Linked DNA regions of Homo sapiens: region 1 is linked to region 2. A link is an interaction called in ENCODE POLR2A ChIA-PET data of the cell type or tissue named here. Cell type or tissue: IMR-90. All regions are shown on one strand.

What was found. Peaks named below come from ENCODE experiments on the same cell type or tissue, not always from the same donor. Only the 100,000 strongest peaks of a DNase experiment are listed, where the experiment ranks them.
Region 1: POLR2A ChIA-PET joins it to region 2 with 21 read pairs; 2 of 35 experiments call an interaction of 5 or more read pairs at or near these places.

Annotation. Positions count from the first base shown.
Region 1 is chr18:3,182,626-3,190,625 of GRCh38, reverse strand. MYOM1 (myomesin 1) reads left to right here. Exons shown (of 38, transcript NM_003803.4): 4 at 1,539-1,878; 5 at 2,989-3,146. Among named protein-coding and RNA genes, the nearest start is that of MYOM1, 33 kb to the left of the region's middle. In IMR-90, a CTCF peak has its summit at 3,230; no DNase peak of the experiment used is centred here; H3K27me3 peaks cover 180 bases.
Region 2 is chr18:2,898,969-2,906,968 of GRCh38, reverse strand. EMILIN2 (elastin microfibril interfacer 2) reads right to left here. Exons shown (of 8, transcript NM_032048.3): 5 at 1-186. Among named protein-coding and RNA genes, the nearest start is that of EMILIN2, 56 kb to the right of the region's middle. RefSeq lists a silencer at 1-684. In IMR-90, a CTCF peak has its summit at 199; a DNase peak (open chromatin) is centred at 3,788; H3K4me3 peaks cover 162 bases; H3K27me3 peaks cover 2,345 bases.

The DNA.
Region 1 (8,000 bases), 280 kb before region 2:
TCATCTTCTTCCTGCCCCCCAAATAATAATGGACATATTACTAACATCCATAGTAGGGATTAGCTTATTAATATTTACGGAGAGAGAAAAAAACTTAAAATTTACTCACTACATTTAGTCAGAAACAACGTGGACTCATCTCGTCTGCCAGATGTTTTAGGAATAGTCCATGAGAAACCCCAATCTTGGCAAATGTGGAATCTCATTCCTCAGCAAGCAGCATAGATTTAGATGCTAGGAACTTGCTAACACAATGGCAGCATTTGCTTACATTCTGAAGTAATCATTCTTAGAATGCACGATTCTGTCTTAAGAGGTCTAAGGAGACTCAATGTCAAGAGAATCTTCGATGTAATCAATACACTCTCTCACGAAACATTTGAGGGGGTTAACAACAAAAGGCATTGAAATATGTTAAAATAATTCAAATATTTTTAAACGACATGAATAAATCACAGCACAGATTCTATCATAAACTGCCACAGTAGGCATTGCACTTGGGATGTTGCCACTCCCTTACTATTGTCAATTATGAATAATAACGAGTCACATTTATAAACGTCACCACTTCCATCACAAGTTTGATAATTTCTTAGTATATAGTATAGGTACACACATAGTATATGCACACACAACATGTATTATCTTAGAAAGAAACCCAGTAGGCATAAGGAACCTCATGTAAATTCAGAACTTATTCATACCTGTAACAACTCCAGGCAATGCATTACATCAGCAAAGTGACAGAACCCAGATCAAGCTCCTACTCATGTATCAGGGTCACAGGCACACAAACTAGATCTCATTTGACAATATAGCTTTTCTGGAAAGGAACCATAATCTTTTATTTTAAACAAAATCATGTTTAAACACACTAAGACAACCAGTGAGACGACCTTGGCCAAGTTATCTAACTTATCTGAACTTCGTTACCATATATTTAAAACAGAAATAATAATTTATCTTGGCCAGGCACGGTGGATCATGCCTGTAATCCCAGCACTTTGGGAGGCCAAGGCTGGTGGATCACCTCAGGTCAGGAATTCGAGACCAGCCTGGCCAACATGGTGAAACCCTGTCTCTACTAAAATTACAAAATATTAGCCAGGCATGGTAGCAGGAGCCTGTAATCCCAGCTCCTTGAGAGGCTGAGGCAGGAGAATTGCTTGAACAAGGAGGCCAAGGTTGCAGTGAGCTGAGATCGCACCACTGCACTCCAGCCTGGGCAACAAGAGCGAGACTCCATATCAAAAAAAAAAAAAAAGTTTATCTCATAGGGTTTGTAAGGGGATGAAACAAGATAGTGTATGTGAAAAGCACCAGGGCCATCATAGGTGTTATTATTGTTGTTATTTGTTAAGGTGAGGAATACTTCTGTACATGAAGTGTCAGCTTCTGATTCACCTGCTTTTTCTATGTCGGATTTTCTTTTGGTGCAGGATACAGTGTCTGAGATGTGGTACTTTGAACTTAGTAAAATTACTCAATCTTATCACTGCCATCCACAACATCTACATTTTGCCATTGTTGTGTTTTAGTCAAAAGCATGTCAGTGGAATTACTGATACGGAAGAAGAAAGAATTAAAGAAGCTGCTGCTTATATAGCCCAGAGGAATCTTCTTGCTAGTGAGGAAGGAATCACAACATCTAAACAGTCCACGGCATCCAAGCAGACCACGGCATCTAAGCAGTCCACGGCATCCAAGCAGTCCACAGCATCCAAGCAGTCCACGGCATCCAGGCAGTCCACGGCATCCAGGCAGTCTGTGGTTTCCAAACAGGCCACATCCGCTCTTCAACAGGAAGAAACTTCTGAAAAGAAGTCAAGGAAAGTTGTGATTCGAGAAAAGGCAGAACGCCTGTCCCTGAGGAAAACAGTAAGAAAAGACAGTTTAAAGTAACTTACAAAGGTGGAAATGCATGTCATAAGGGGTGTGTGTGTGTGTGTGTGTGTGTGTAGATATAGATTGATTTGTTTCTTTTTTTTTTTCCTTTTGAGATGGAGTCTCACTCTGTCCCCCAGGTTGGAGTGCAGTGGCGCAGTCTCAGCTCACTGCAGCCTCCGCCTCCCGGATTCAAGCGATTCTTCTGCCTCAGCCTCCCAAGTAGCTGGGATTACAGGCACGTGCCACCACACCCAGCTAATTTTCGTTGTTGTTTTTTTTTTTCTGGTAGAGGTGGGGTTTCGCCATGTTGGCAAGGCTGGTCTTGAACTCGTGACCTCAAGTGATCCACCCACCTCGGCCTCCCCAAATGTTGGGATTATAGGTGTGAGCCACTGCACCCAGCTGATTTGTTTCAAATGAAGAATATGTGGTCTTTTGGAGAAACAAAACGTAAGAAAACAAGGAGAAAGACATTAAAATATTAATATGTAGGTCAAAGAAAGCAAACAATAGTTTTAAACTCCATGGAATTTTAGGTTTTAAGAAAATTAAAGATTTTAGAGAGCCTTAAGAAATCCACCTTGGAGAAGTAAAATATGATCAGGTGTGGCGGCTCACACCTGTAATCCCAGTTTTGGGAGGCCAAGGCAGGAGAATTACTTGAGGACAGGAGTTCGAGACCAGCCTAGCCAACATGGTGAAACCCCTAAAATCTCTACTAAAAATACAAAAATTAGCCAGGCATGGTGGTGCATGCCTGTAATCCCAGCTACTCGGGAGGCTGAGGCACAAGAATCGCATGAACCTGGGAGGCAGAGGCTGCAGTGATGCAGGTTGCACCAGTGCACTCCAGTCCGGGCCAAAAAAAAAAAAAAAAAAAAGAAAAAGAAATCAAAGATGTTGCTTAAGCTTAGAATGTTAAATGTCAAATAACTACCTCTGTTCTTAAAAGGGAGAAGGGAGTGCATTTTCTCTACAAAAAATTAAGCTTCCAAATGGAAAAATAAAACTTTTGCCTTCTACTTGTTATTTTAGCACCAAAATTCACTTTGATTTATTGGTATTTTGGTAATATGTTTGTTTGCATATTTGTTTTTTCAGTTAGAAGAAACCGAGACATATCATGCCAAGCTGAATGAAGACCATCTTCTCCATGCTCCTGAGTTTATCATTAAACCTCGCTCCCACACGGTTTGGGAGAAGGAGAATGTAAAATTGCATTGCTCCATAGCAGGCTGGCCAGAACCTCGTGTCACGTGGTATGTTATCTTTATGAAAGCTAACAGAATTCATTACACCAAGTTAAGTTCGCCTCTAGTGGAAACACACAGAACAACCATATGCAAGAGTCAATGAAGACATCTACAAGATTGTATAGGTTTTTAAAAGAGTGAAGAAGGGTAGGCATTGAGATGAATTTGTATGCATGGGAAGAAAAAACAGTCTTGCATATATACGCTACATGATAATACTCTATAATCCTATTATACAAATGGATCTTTATTTTATATGAAGTATTGCATTTTAGTCAACATATGTACCAACATACCAAATATATGTCTATAACTCTTACGGATGATAAAAGTTAGGTAAAAATCAGCTTCCAGCAATGAACTTTACACAACATGGCAGGATTTTGTGATCAGAAGCAATGCTGCCTTTTACAAAACTCCCTTTAACTAAAACTCCCATCTCTACCCCTCATGTGAGCTGAGGCCTCAATGTGCCTTTCTTCCTTTCTTTCTTTCTTTTTTTCTTTCTTCTTTCTTTTCTTTTTCTTTCTTTCTCTCTTTTCCTTTTTTCTTTCTTTTTCTTTATCTTCCTCTTTCTTTCCTTCCTTCTTTCTCTTTCTTTCTTTCTCTCTCTCCCTTCCTTCCTTCCTTTCCCTTTCTTTCTTTTCTCTTCTTTCTTTCTCTTTCTTTCTTTCTTTCTTTCTCTTTCTTTCTTTCTCTCTCTCCTTCCTTCCTTCCTTTCCTTCCTTCCTTCTTTCTCTCTTTCTTTCTTCCTTTCTTATTTATTTATTTTTTTTACCAGAGAGCATAAGCAAGTTGCATCAATTTGTTTTCTGACACCAAACAAAAGAAAGAATTGGAAGGCAGATATTACCCAATATGGGGCATGAGATATTTTCTTTCCATAAAGAATAAGCACTCTTTTTCCTCCTTCATAATATATCCTATTGCAATTGTCAATGACTTTTTGATCCCTAACCTGAGAACTTTCCTGTCACATGTCACAAATATCTGCCATAGATGGCAGAAGTATGAAAATAATTGAGCCAATTAAAAAAGATATTTCAGTTTTACTCTCTGGTGCAGGTATTTGCATGCTTTTTTCTTATTTTCAGGAGTGGTGGTAAATGCACCTTAGGTTGCAATATAAACACTACATGAATGTCACTGTCACCCAGAGTGTCTGCGTCCTTCTCCTTTCTTTTCTGTTATTTCTAATGTTGATCAGATGCCTGCCTAGCACTGTGGAGGTAGCTGACAAGATAAACCCAATTAACTCTCTAAGGTTATTCTTTTTTTTTTTCCTTTTTTGAGACAGAGTCCCGCCTTGTCACCCAGGCTGGAATGCAGTGATGTAATCTCAGCTCACTGCAACCTCTGCCTCCTGGGTTCAAGCAATTCTCCTGCCTCAGCCTCCCAAGTAGCTGGGAATACAGGTGCATACCACCACACCTGGCTGATTTTTGTATTTTCAGTAGAGACGGGGTTTTGCCGTGTTGGCCAGGCTGGTCTCGAACTCCTGACCTCAGGTGATTTGCCCACCTCGGCCTCCCAAAGTGCTGGGACTACCGGAGTGAGCCAGCGCTCCTGGCTTCTAAGGTTGTTCTTAAGGAGCACATGGTGAGTTTTTACTTGTAATCTTAATCTGTCTTTGATGATTTTGGATTTACTTACAATTTTTCTATGTATGTAAACTCTTTTCAGGGCTTCTGAGTTTGAAAACCAAAGAATAAAAATCAAAGCTGGCTATGAATTATCAGGGCAAATAATTTATAGATGAGAACTGTGGAAACATATTTCTATAAAAATGAAGTTTAAAAAAATCAATTTACAAGCTTTAAAATGGAAAAGTAAGTTAGCAATCACTCTGCCTTTGCCTGCCCTTCTCTGTGACTATAGAGTTGCACAATTTGGCCTGTTAAAGGGACATTTCTTCTTAAAAAACCAATTACTTCCCACCTCAAAAAAAAAATTCCAAACTTTCCTATAGAAATGCACAAACAATAACAAATTTTTGGCTGCAAGAAATATTAGTAAAAATATTTCTTCTTTCATGAATTAAAATGTATCAATAATAAATGAATAATTAGAGGCCTTTGTTGAATAAATGTGTTTATTACACAGTTTCCTATCTGTGTTTTCCCACTTTAAAAAAATTAGAATTTAAGATGATTATCAAAAGGATACAAAGTAGCTTCTGGGAGATAAACATTCAATTCCTAAGCATTTATTTATTCTGTTAAGTACACAGCAACTGGAATAAAAACCCGGCCACATACCGCTGATGGTGTTATTAAGCAAAAGTGATGTGATTTCACGAAAGCAGAGCTGAACTTCAGAGATTAGACTCCTTACATTGTGCTCTGTTGATCTGGAAAAAAAGTAATTAAAAACAAAAACAAAAAGAATGGAAACTCTCCGGAAAAATAGGAGATGACCAAACTGTCAACCCTTCAAATTCCAGTTAAATTCAAAAATAGAAATACTGTCCATTTCCAGTGATCCTCACTAACAGAGCTAAGAAGCAGTAGAGTTGATCCCCAAACCCTTTACAGGTGGCTTTGAAATATCTGCATCCTTTACATGTGAAGTTTATGTCCTAGGGGCTCATTTCAAACAAAAGGGAAGACACAGAGACAAGCTTCCTCTCCAGAAGTACTGGATGAGCCTCCTCTGGTCCCTGCACCTCCGTTAGTGCTCTTGGAGAGAACAACTCCCTTGAGCCCCGTGCAAAGCATCAGTCCTAGTGACTTCATTCTTTATCGTACATTCTCCCACGAGGGACAGACCAGAGCATTTCACAGTCTCCTTGCCTTGCAAGCTAAGTGGAAAATAAATATTAAAACAAACGAACAACAAGGCTTCAGTGAGCTCTGATCTCGCCACTGCATCCCAGCCTGGGTAACTGAGCTAAAAAAACAAAAAAACAAACAAACAAAAAAAGAACTGGGAGACAACTAGGAAAATAGTTAACTATACTTCTGAGAGCAAGAGTTGCCCTGGGTAAAGCTGAAACTTGGACAATCAGTTAGCAGATAACTGATGACTGGAAATGGCAGTAAACAGGGTCAGGGTCAGGTTTTGTTGGCATGAAGCTGATACAACTTGGAGGGCACTCTTTACAAACTAAATAAATAAATTAGCAGTATAAGTTAGGACATAAGGTCTTGCAGGGATTTGGGTAGTGAGAGACCCTGAAATTTAAGCTTCATTTGCTTCAAGTTAAATCCACCTCTGGGAGTTGACTTCTGGATAGGATTAGTATATATTCCTGGGCATGTTTTTAAAAAGTCATTAACTGGGCTGGGCCAGCTGGCTCACACCTGTAATCCCAGCACTTTGGGAGGCCGAGGTGGGCAGATCACTTGAGGCCAGGAGTTTGAGACCAGCCTGGCCAACATGGAGAAAACGTGTCTCTACTAAAAATACAAAAATTAGCCAGGTGTGTTGGTGCATACCTGTAATCCCAGCTACTCGGGAGGCTGAGGCACAAGAATCACTTGAATCCAGGAAGCAGAGGTTGCAGTGAGCTGAGATGGCACTACTGCACTCCAGCCTGAGCAATAGAGTGTGACCCTGTCTCAAAAAAAAAAAAAAGAGAGAGAACGAAAAATGATTCACTGGAGTGCTAATTGACTTTGCACCACTGGTACAGAGCATGAAATCTTCAATAAGCAGCCTTTCCCTTGAAGACCTGGGAACCCGCAGCCCAAGCAACAACCAAGATTGTTGGTGATAACATTGCTGGCATTTATACCTTTTTGGTATCCAATTGCAGCTTCCTGGGCCTGACACTGAGGAGAAGTACAAAGGGAATATTGAGAATGCCCTTCCTGAATATCAGCAGGTTTATTAAAGGAGTAAATTTGTGATGATGCTTCATATAATCACACTGCCTCCACTCATAGCAGTTATGTCCTTAGCCACATCTTTCAAAGGCACGTGTGGCGGGCCTGTCTCCGGCAGAGCCCTTTCCAAAGAGGGTTTGGCTGGACACCAACCAACCAGTTTCCACTGGACACCTTCACTCATGGGAGTTCCTGAGGCCTAACAAATGATACAAGCACTCAGCAGCCGCTCTCCAACCAATCCCACATTACTAACCAAATCTATTCATGTGGAACCTAGAGGTTACCAGAGAGCACTGAATAAGGGCACACACATCCCTCATTAAAGTCAGGTGCAGAGACAGGATGCAGTACCGTCCTATTCCCAACTCGCTCTGACAGCAGCAGGGAGCCTGTCTAAGCACTGGCCTCGGTAGAAAAGTTAGTTACAGGCCGGGCGTGGTGGCCCACGCCTGTAATCCCAGCACTTTGGGAGGCCGAGTCGGGCGGATGACCTGAGGTCGGGAGTCCGAGACCAGCCTAACCAACATGGAGAGACCCTGTCTCTACTAAAAATACAAAATTAGCCGGGTGTGGTGGAGCATGCCTGTAATCCCAGCTACTGGGGAGGCTGAGGCAGGAGAATCGATGGAACGCGGAAGGCGGAGGTTGCGGTGAGCTGAGATCACGCCACTGCACTCCAGGCAGCCTGGGCAACAAGAGCGAAACTCTGTCTCAAAAAAAAAAAAAAAAAAAAAAAAAAAAAGAAGAAAGAAAAGTTAGTTGCAGAGGATGCTGCTGCACCCCTACCGTGAAGCTGGCCATCCTGCAGGAGGACTCTGTCGACATAGAAGGGAAAATACATATGTAGTGAAAAAAATTAAAGTTTTAAAATTTAATAGGGTACATTTATGTAATAACTTGTATAATAAGAGTCTTTCTGTTTAAAGGGGGAAGAAAAAAGCATTTATGTTTGTTTTTGTTTTATTTGCATAATGAAATTCTGGAAGGATATGGAAGAACCCAAGAAAAGCTATTGACCCTGAGGGGGAGC
Region 2 (8,000 bases):
CCGTCTCCGCGATGACCCCGGTGGAGCCTGGCGGCTGGGGCGGCCTCTCCTCGGGGGGCCGCTGGGGCAGGACGGGCCGTCGCCCAGGGTCCTCTGCGGTTGCGGGGCCGCTGGGCCTCGGCGGGGCGGGCTCGGGCTGCAGCGGCTCCTTCGGGGCCTCTGCGGGCGGCGGGGGCGAGGGCGCCTCTGCCGGGCGTCGGGGAGAAAGAAACACACGGGATTAGGAAACCTCAGCCCTGACTGCCCCGTCAGGGTCCCCTCCATGAGTCCCGGCGAGCGGGGTCCCCGTGAGGACTCTGCGGCCACCCCTGCGACGTCAGGCCAGCGGGACACACGGGCGTCCGCCCGCATCTTCCGAGGACGCCGCGGGCCACCCGGACGCCGCCGGGGACCCCTGCCCGGGGCCGGGGCGTTTCCAGCCTCTCCGGCGCAGACGGCTGCACTTTCCAAACCGGCCTCACTCTTGGCTCCGGCATCAACAATTCCCGATTTCACAGCACGCGGAAACCGCGGGTGCGTCGCAAGTGACTGAAAGGGACCTGAGGCCACCGACCCCCGCACCGTCTCTGAACCACACTCCTGCCGGGGCCCCACGGCCTCTCCCGCGGGCTGCCGAGGGACCCTGCCGGGGGGCCCCAGGGCTGCGCGGAGGCCGTGAGGAGGGCTCAGGCTCCACGAGGGCCGCGGCCACAGCGCCCACGTCGCCAGCGGAAGGGACTTCCAACGGAGGAAGCTCCTGGCGTGCGTCTCCCGGCCCTCTGGGGAAGGCGCCGGAAGCTGCCGCCCTTTCCTCCTTTGAACTCGTTCCCGGAACGAGCCCTCCAGGAAGCCCCTCCCGACCGTCCACGGGACGCCTGACAATACCCGGGCCTGGCTGAGGGACCCGCTCGCCAAGAAACGCCATCCCCGCCGCCCCCGTCAGCCTGGTGCCCACGATGCCCAGAGTTCCAAAGCGCAACACATTTGATTTTTGTTTAGGACCCGACAAAAATCGGCGGCTGCCTCCCGACCTGCCGTCTAGTTTTGTTTTAAAACTCCCTAAGCGGGCCGGGCGCGGTGGCTCACGCCCGTAATCCCAGCACTTTGGGAGGCCGACGCGGCCGGATCACTTGAGCCCCCAAATTCGAGACCAGCCTGACCAAGATGGCGAAACCTCATCTCTTCCAAATATCCAAAAAAAAAAAACAAAAAAACAAAAATTAGCCCGGGGTAGTGGAGCGCACCTGTAATCCCAGCTACTCGGGAGGCTGAGGCAGGAGAATCACTTGAACCCAGGAGGTGGAGGTTGCAGGGAGCCGAGATCGCCCGCTGCACTCCAGCCTCACTAAGCTGGGGAGAAGGGCAGTGGAGGTGGTTGATGGGTTCAAAAATATAGTTAGACAGAGTTAATAAGATCTAGTATCTGATAGCACAACAGGGTGACTGCAGTCAGCAATTATCTTTTGCACATTTTTAAATAAAAGAGTAGAATTGGAATGTCTGTAAAGAAATGGCACATGCTTTGGGTAATAGATACCCTATTACCCCGATTATTATACACTGCATGCCTGTATCAAAATACCTCATGTACCCCATATATATATATATCTACTCTGTACACATAACAACTAAAAATTAAAAAAATAAAACTAAGATAAATATGGCAGATCAAATACATGCCCCCCCCCCGCCCCACCCACAGAGGCAGGTTGCCAGAACACCCTGAGAGAGGCAGTTTCTCCAACAGCCTTTCCTGACCAATGTTCCATGAGAGAAGCCCAAGAGAAAACAATTTGAGTGATTACTCTCTCAGTTTTCCCTGAGGATGATACAGAGCTAATTCCATTCTAGATACAGAGAAGTTAGTTCACGCCATACAATAGAATGGCATCAGGATTTACATCTCTTTAGAACCCTGGTTGAGAAAGGCTGGGTTAGACAGAGAAACTGAGGCAGAGGGATTGAAAAACATGCAGATACCAGCTACAGTGGAAGATAGGAGTAAGATACCAGTCTAAAAACACTAAGCGAAAGTCTGCTCCCTGAATAAGGAGGCTCACAGTCCCCATCCTCTGCTAAGCTCCCAGCCACTTGCTTATACCTCTAGCTGGATATAGGAGGATTCTTCAAATTGACCCTATGATGCCCACAGTCGTGAAACTCTATCTAGTGTCTCCCCATTAAATGTGAACCAAAGTCAAAATCACCTGACATATGAGGAAAGCCGCCTGTGTGAACGACAGGGACCAAAGCAAGCCACACCAACTAAAGAAAAGGAACTCTAAAGAGACAGACACAGTGCAAGAAAATAAACACATCCTACCCTCAGAGAAGTAGAAGATACTGCATCCAAGATGCAAGAATTGATTGCTATACAAAAGGGATAGTCAGAGAATAAGGGTGAGCCTTTGCTGATTAAAAAGGCACTTGCCAAAACCAGAGATTTCCATGAAAGGGTTGGTAGATAAAAATCAAGGAAATCTTTCAGAAGGTAGAACATGATGACGAAATGATGATCAATAGGAAGGAAATCATAAGAAAATTAAAGGGTCAACCTAGGAAGTCCTTCCAGAAAAAAAGAAATCAGAAAAACTGGTATGTAGGGGTAATGGGATGGTAAGGAGAGAATTATCAAATAAACACACAACTTCCCAGAACTGAAGAAAATGAAAGATGCCAGCACAATTACTGAATAAGAGGAATAAACCAAGCCACATTCAGAACACTGAAGATAAAAAGGAGATATTACAAACTTTCAAGGGAAAAAATATAAAAAGTGACTGCAAATCAGGAAGGCATCACCAGGCTTCTCAACAGTATTGGAAACTAGAAGAGAAGGGAACAATGTCATCAAACAATGCTAGAATGTAATTGTCAACCTTGAAATCTGTACCCAGCAAAAATACCCATCAATTACAAGAGTAGAATAAAGATATTTTTAGACAGGCAATATTTAAAAAATTATAAAATGCCATCTCTCACGCACCCTTTCTTAAAAAGGTATTGGGAAATGTGCACTACTGAAACAAGGGAGTAAACCATGAAAAAGCAACAGAGAGTAAAAGAAAGGGGAGAGAGGCTAAAGACTTTTCTAGGATAGTAGTGAAGGCAGGCTCAGATTGAAAGCCTTATTGCAAAAGTCTAGAAAATAACCAGTCCAGGTTAGATCAGAAAGAGCAAGAATTCCAGGAGGGAGGTCAATTTTTAAAAAAAATGGAACTGACAAATGATCTGATACTTTTTATGATGTAGAAAATTGTATTAAGAGGCTGTTGAAGGGTAGGAAGACTCCAAAATAGATACATAGGATATAAGCAACACTACTACCAATTAAGAGAAAAGTAAAAAGGAAAGCAACACAACCTTAGAGAGCTATTGAGCTCAGCATAGCATAGATGTTGCATATTGACTGTAGGATAACTCTGTTGGGAATTGGGAGGAAGGGGGGGTCAATATACAATGTCTAAAGCTGATAAATCAATTTAGAAATACGGAGGTAAGTACCAAAGAAAAGAAACAGCTGGAAGATTTACATGTGGCTGCCTCTGGGGCGTGGGAAGAAGGATGGGGAAGGGAACAGGGGAGCTGGTTTTCATTATGAGCTTCTTAGTGTTATTTTACTTATTTTTATAAAATATAATTGTAGAAGACACTGACGGCCTGTTTCTGCCCTTTCCCCTCTAATCCAAGCACACTTGAGTTGACTCCTCATCTTTCTTTTCTTTCCTCCTCTCTGGACACCGTCTCCCTGGCTCAGAAGCTGGCCTGCCTCCCAGGGCACACGCCTCTGCCTGAGCCCCAGCCCCACCCTCCCTCCTCTTCTTGGATCAGCTCCATCTGACATCACTCCTCTCTCTTCTCAACCTCTCTTTCCTTCCTCCCCACTAGTTTCTTCCTTTTAGCCCAAGCGTATGTCTCTCTATCTAAAACTCAGGGGAAAACAGAATTTTCCTCTGTCCTTCAACCCTCGATAAGTTAGTCAGCAAAGCATCTTAAAATGGCAAAGCACAGGCCACCCAAACTGGCCCTTATTTTCTCCCCTGTCCTCACCAACCCGTCAAATCACCCTTTTCCTCTGAAATCCGCCCTTGTTCTCCCTCATCCAGGCACAGAGTCCTGTTTCACTCTTCCTTCTCCTTTGGTCTCCCCCTCCTGCTCCTTCACACACAAATTTGTTGCTAAGCCCAGCTGATTCTAATTTGGAAATATTGCTTGGATCCTTCATTCACACCTTTTCCAGAATGCTCTTAGAAAGCATTCTAATCATATTATTTTTTGCTCAAAAATCTTCCATTGTTCTCCACTTCTCGTAAAAATCAAACTGACTCTCTCCGGCCTGACGTTCTGAGTCCCCCGCCTCCTTTGGCTGCCATCAGTATGCTCACTGGTACCCAGCTCTCATGTGACTTCCCTGGCTTCGTGCCTTTACCATGTGCACCCCTGAAATGGCCTCTTCCAGCACCCTCACTGAGACAAACGGCACCCACTCCTGAAGTCGCAGTTCAAAACCACCTCTTCCATGAAGCCTTCTTGGATTGGCCCAGCAGGCTTGAACAGTCCTGCCTCTGCACCAGGAAACAACATGAACCTCTGGGGGCTCTTTCTGTGGTTCAGACCTTTCCTCTCTGGCTGACTGATGAGTACTTGAGCATCTTAATTCTCTGCCATCCCCAGGGCCTAGCACAAGGCCTGGTAACTGACATTGAACAATTTAAGTATTGGGTGAATAAAAGAAGGCTCAACCTATCTATGACAGGCGCTATGGGCCATGCACCCTAATTCCTGCCAGCCATTAAGTTGGGAACCCTAATTTTGCCAAAAATAATTGCCATTCTGGGGTCCTAACAAGGCAGTTCTGATACCTATAGGACAGTGATCATTCTGTCTTTTACTATAATCCATTTTAATATATCCATTACACCCTCAACACCCAGACTTGTTACACTAGTGGAAGGCAGAGGAAAAAGAATGAACTAAGATATTCCTTGAGCCAGATATCCTCAGTGGATCTCCTTGGGGAGTCCGTGCATGAGTGCCGTGGATGGCTGAAGGCTCCAAAGCAGCCCGCCACATCATAGCAGAGACAGTCATGAAAAAGCGACGTCTCACTGGGATGGGTGCCCCCAGCCCTGGCCTCTCCTAGCTCTGGCTTAGTCCACAGCATCACGTGGGGTGCCGAACGCACACATTTATGACCAAGTCCTAACAAAGGCTGGATAGCACTCTGCTCATTCTGGAAAGAGACCTCTCCAGCAGCCGACTGCTTTCTGAACTGAACATGTGTTTCTAATTCAAGAACAGACCATTTGAAATGAATTCTTCATAAGAGCCAAGGTTGCTCCTCATGTGTTTTAACTCCTGAGGAATGATAGGGACAGACCAGCCACACTGCACCAGGCCTGCCTGACACTCCGCACGGGTCGGGTAGGGTCACAGCCTCACCATGGGTGAACCTGACGTGTAGGGATTAAAGGCCATTCCCTCTCCTCGAAAGCTCCTATTAAAAGTCAATTTCAAAACCAAACATCAATTTCAACTTTTATTAAAACAAAGACTTTCCTAAGAAAATCCCCAATAATTCATGGGGCTGATGTGCTAAAAACGAGTGTCTTCCCCCTGAACTAACACCCTCGCTCATTACAGGAGTCAGGGGTTGCCTGCTGTCTCCAGGAAGCCCTGCTTTCTGCAAGAGCCCTGAGCAGCTGGGCTGCAGGAGGAGACCTGGGGAAAGGGTTGGCCCTGTTCTTGGCAACTAAGGGGTGTCTTGTCACAGAGAAGAGGCTGTTGGAGAAAGCCTGGCCTTAGCTGTTAGAGCCTGTGGTTGAGACTCGGCTGTGGGAAAGCCACTGAAACCTTGTCCATGCAACGGGCTCAACCTGCAGTGCCCTCCTGTCATCCAGGCAGAAATTGATGCCAATCAGACCAAGCAATGGATGTGGGTGTGCCCTTTTAATGCCCCGCTATTTGTAAAACACTGTGCAAATGTTAAGTGTAATTCATCAGAAGTCCAGTGAAGGTGAAATCTGATCTCCCTGCCATCCAGAAGGTATACCTGCTGACCAAATGCTGAAACTGGAGAAGTATTTTAAAGATGCTGATCAAGACTTCAGACTTTTTTTTAAAAAAAGCATCAAAGTGCTGACATACAGAATGCTAGGCGGATGGATGGAAGATGCTTTCACAGTTGACTGCTCTGCTGAGTGGCAAAGCTCTAGTTCCTGGGAAATAACCCCATACCATCACGGACTGAAGCATGAGAAATGCTGGACTCATCAGAAAATTCAGAGAAACTGTCGCTTGTGGTGCTAAATGGGCCCGGGGTGAGCTTAGATAAAGGGGCTTTTTCGAAGAAACAGTTGGTCTCCCCTGCGGGACAGGAGGGCAGGCCACCAAGGTGGCTCACAAGTAGGCATGTAAAAGTATCCCTGGGGCTGAGAAGGCAAACATGCATTCCCTGGAATAGTTCTACTCCAAGTCGATGTCCATCTCAACACTGCTTTTGAGCTGGGCACTGTGGCTCATGCCTGCAATCCCAGTACATTAGGAGGCTGCAGTGGGAGGATTGCTTGAGGCCAAGAGTTCAAGACCAGCCTTTCAACATAGCCAGACTCTGTCTCGACAAAAAATTTTAAAAAGTAGCTGGGCATGGTAATGTGTGCTTGTAGTTCTGGCTATTCAGGAGGCTGACGCAGGAGGATAGCATGAGCCCAGGAGTTCAAGGCTGTAGTGAGATATAATCACACCACTGTACTCCAGCCTGGGCAACAGAGCAAGACCCTGTCTCAAAAATAAATGAGTAAATAAATAAATGAATGAATGAATGCTGTTTTTGAATTTGGTTTGAATGAAAAAAAAAACCCTCAAGCTTATAAGAGGGAGCACTGTGTTGGTTGTTAAGGCAGAAGGGACCATATTGACACCAAAATAATAAGAATCCAGACATAAGAATGGTGAAACTCGTGGGATAGGGCTAAATATAGAAAATGCGTCTAAATTTCTGCAAAGTACAAACTCGTGGATGTTGAAATATAAATACAGCTTTAGTCATGTGTGCTAAAATCTGTGGCAATACATTTGAGCTGGAAAGTAATTTGCTATCACAGAACCCCGACAGAGAAGGCACTCACTCAGCTGAGCATCAGCAGCTCTTGGAATTTTTAAATTTTTTTTAGAAATTCACAAGCTGGGCCGCGCGCGGTGGCTCACGCCTGTAATCCCAGCACTTTGGGAGGCTGAGGTGGATGGATCACCTGAGGTCAGGAGTTTGAAACCAGCCTGGCCAACATGGTGAAACCCTGTCTCTACTAAAAATACAAAATTAGTGGGTCGTGGTGGTGGGCGCCTGTAATCCCAGCTATTCGGGTGGCTGAGGCAGGAGAATTGCTTGAACCCAGGAGGCAGAGGTTGCAGTGAGCCGAGATTGTGCCACTGCACTCCAGCCTGGGTGACAGAGCAAGACTCCGCTGAAAAAAAATAAAATAGCAAGAAAGAAATTCACAAGCTGTTTCTAAAATTTATATGGAAGCGCATAGGAGGATCTATACTGCTTGATTTTAAGACTCACTATAAAGCTAAATGAGTAAGCCACCAGGAGAGACCTCAAAAACTGGAACAGAATCGAGTCCGTAAGTGGGCTCACACAAAGCTGACTTCTATTGGTGGCGCAGTGTCAGTCAGTGGTTCATTCTGTGTCCTCCCTCCCCCCCACCTCCTCTTTCTTTTTGGGCACAGCTTACCTGGGGTGGGTAGATCCCTCTGCCTCTGGGGTAGCCTTCAATTTCCAGGACTAGAGCTAGCGGTTTTTTTTAGTTATAAATTTAATTACAAATTCCTGGCCCTCACCTCATCCCTGCTGCTGAGCAGCGATCTCCTGAGTGAGCCGAGGAGTTTTTTGTTTTTGTTTTTTTTAAAGATCCCAGAGGCATTTATGCATGCAGCTCTGGGAAAGCTCCATTCTCCGAACACTGCAGCTCTAAGTTCAAGGCTAAGATGCAGTAGAGCAGCTGCGGTTTACACGAACC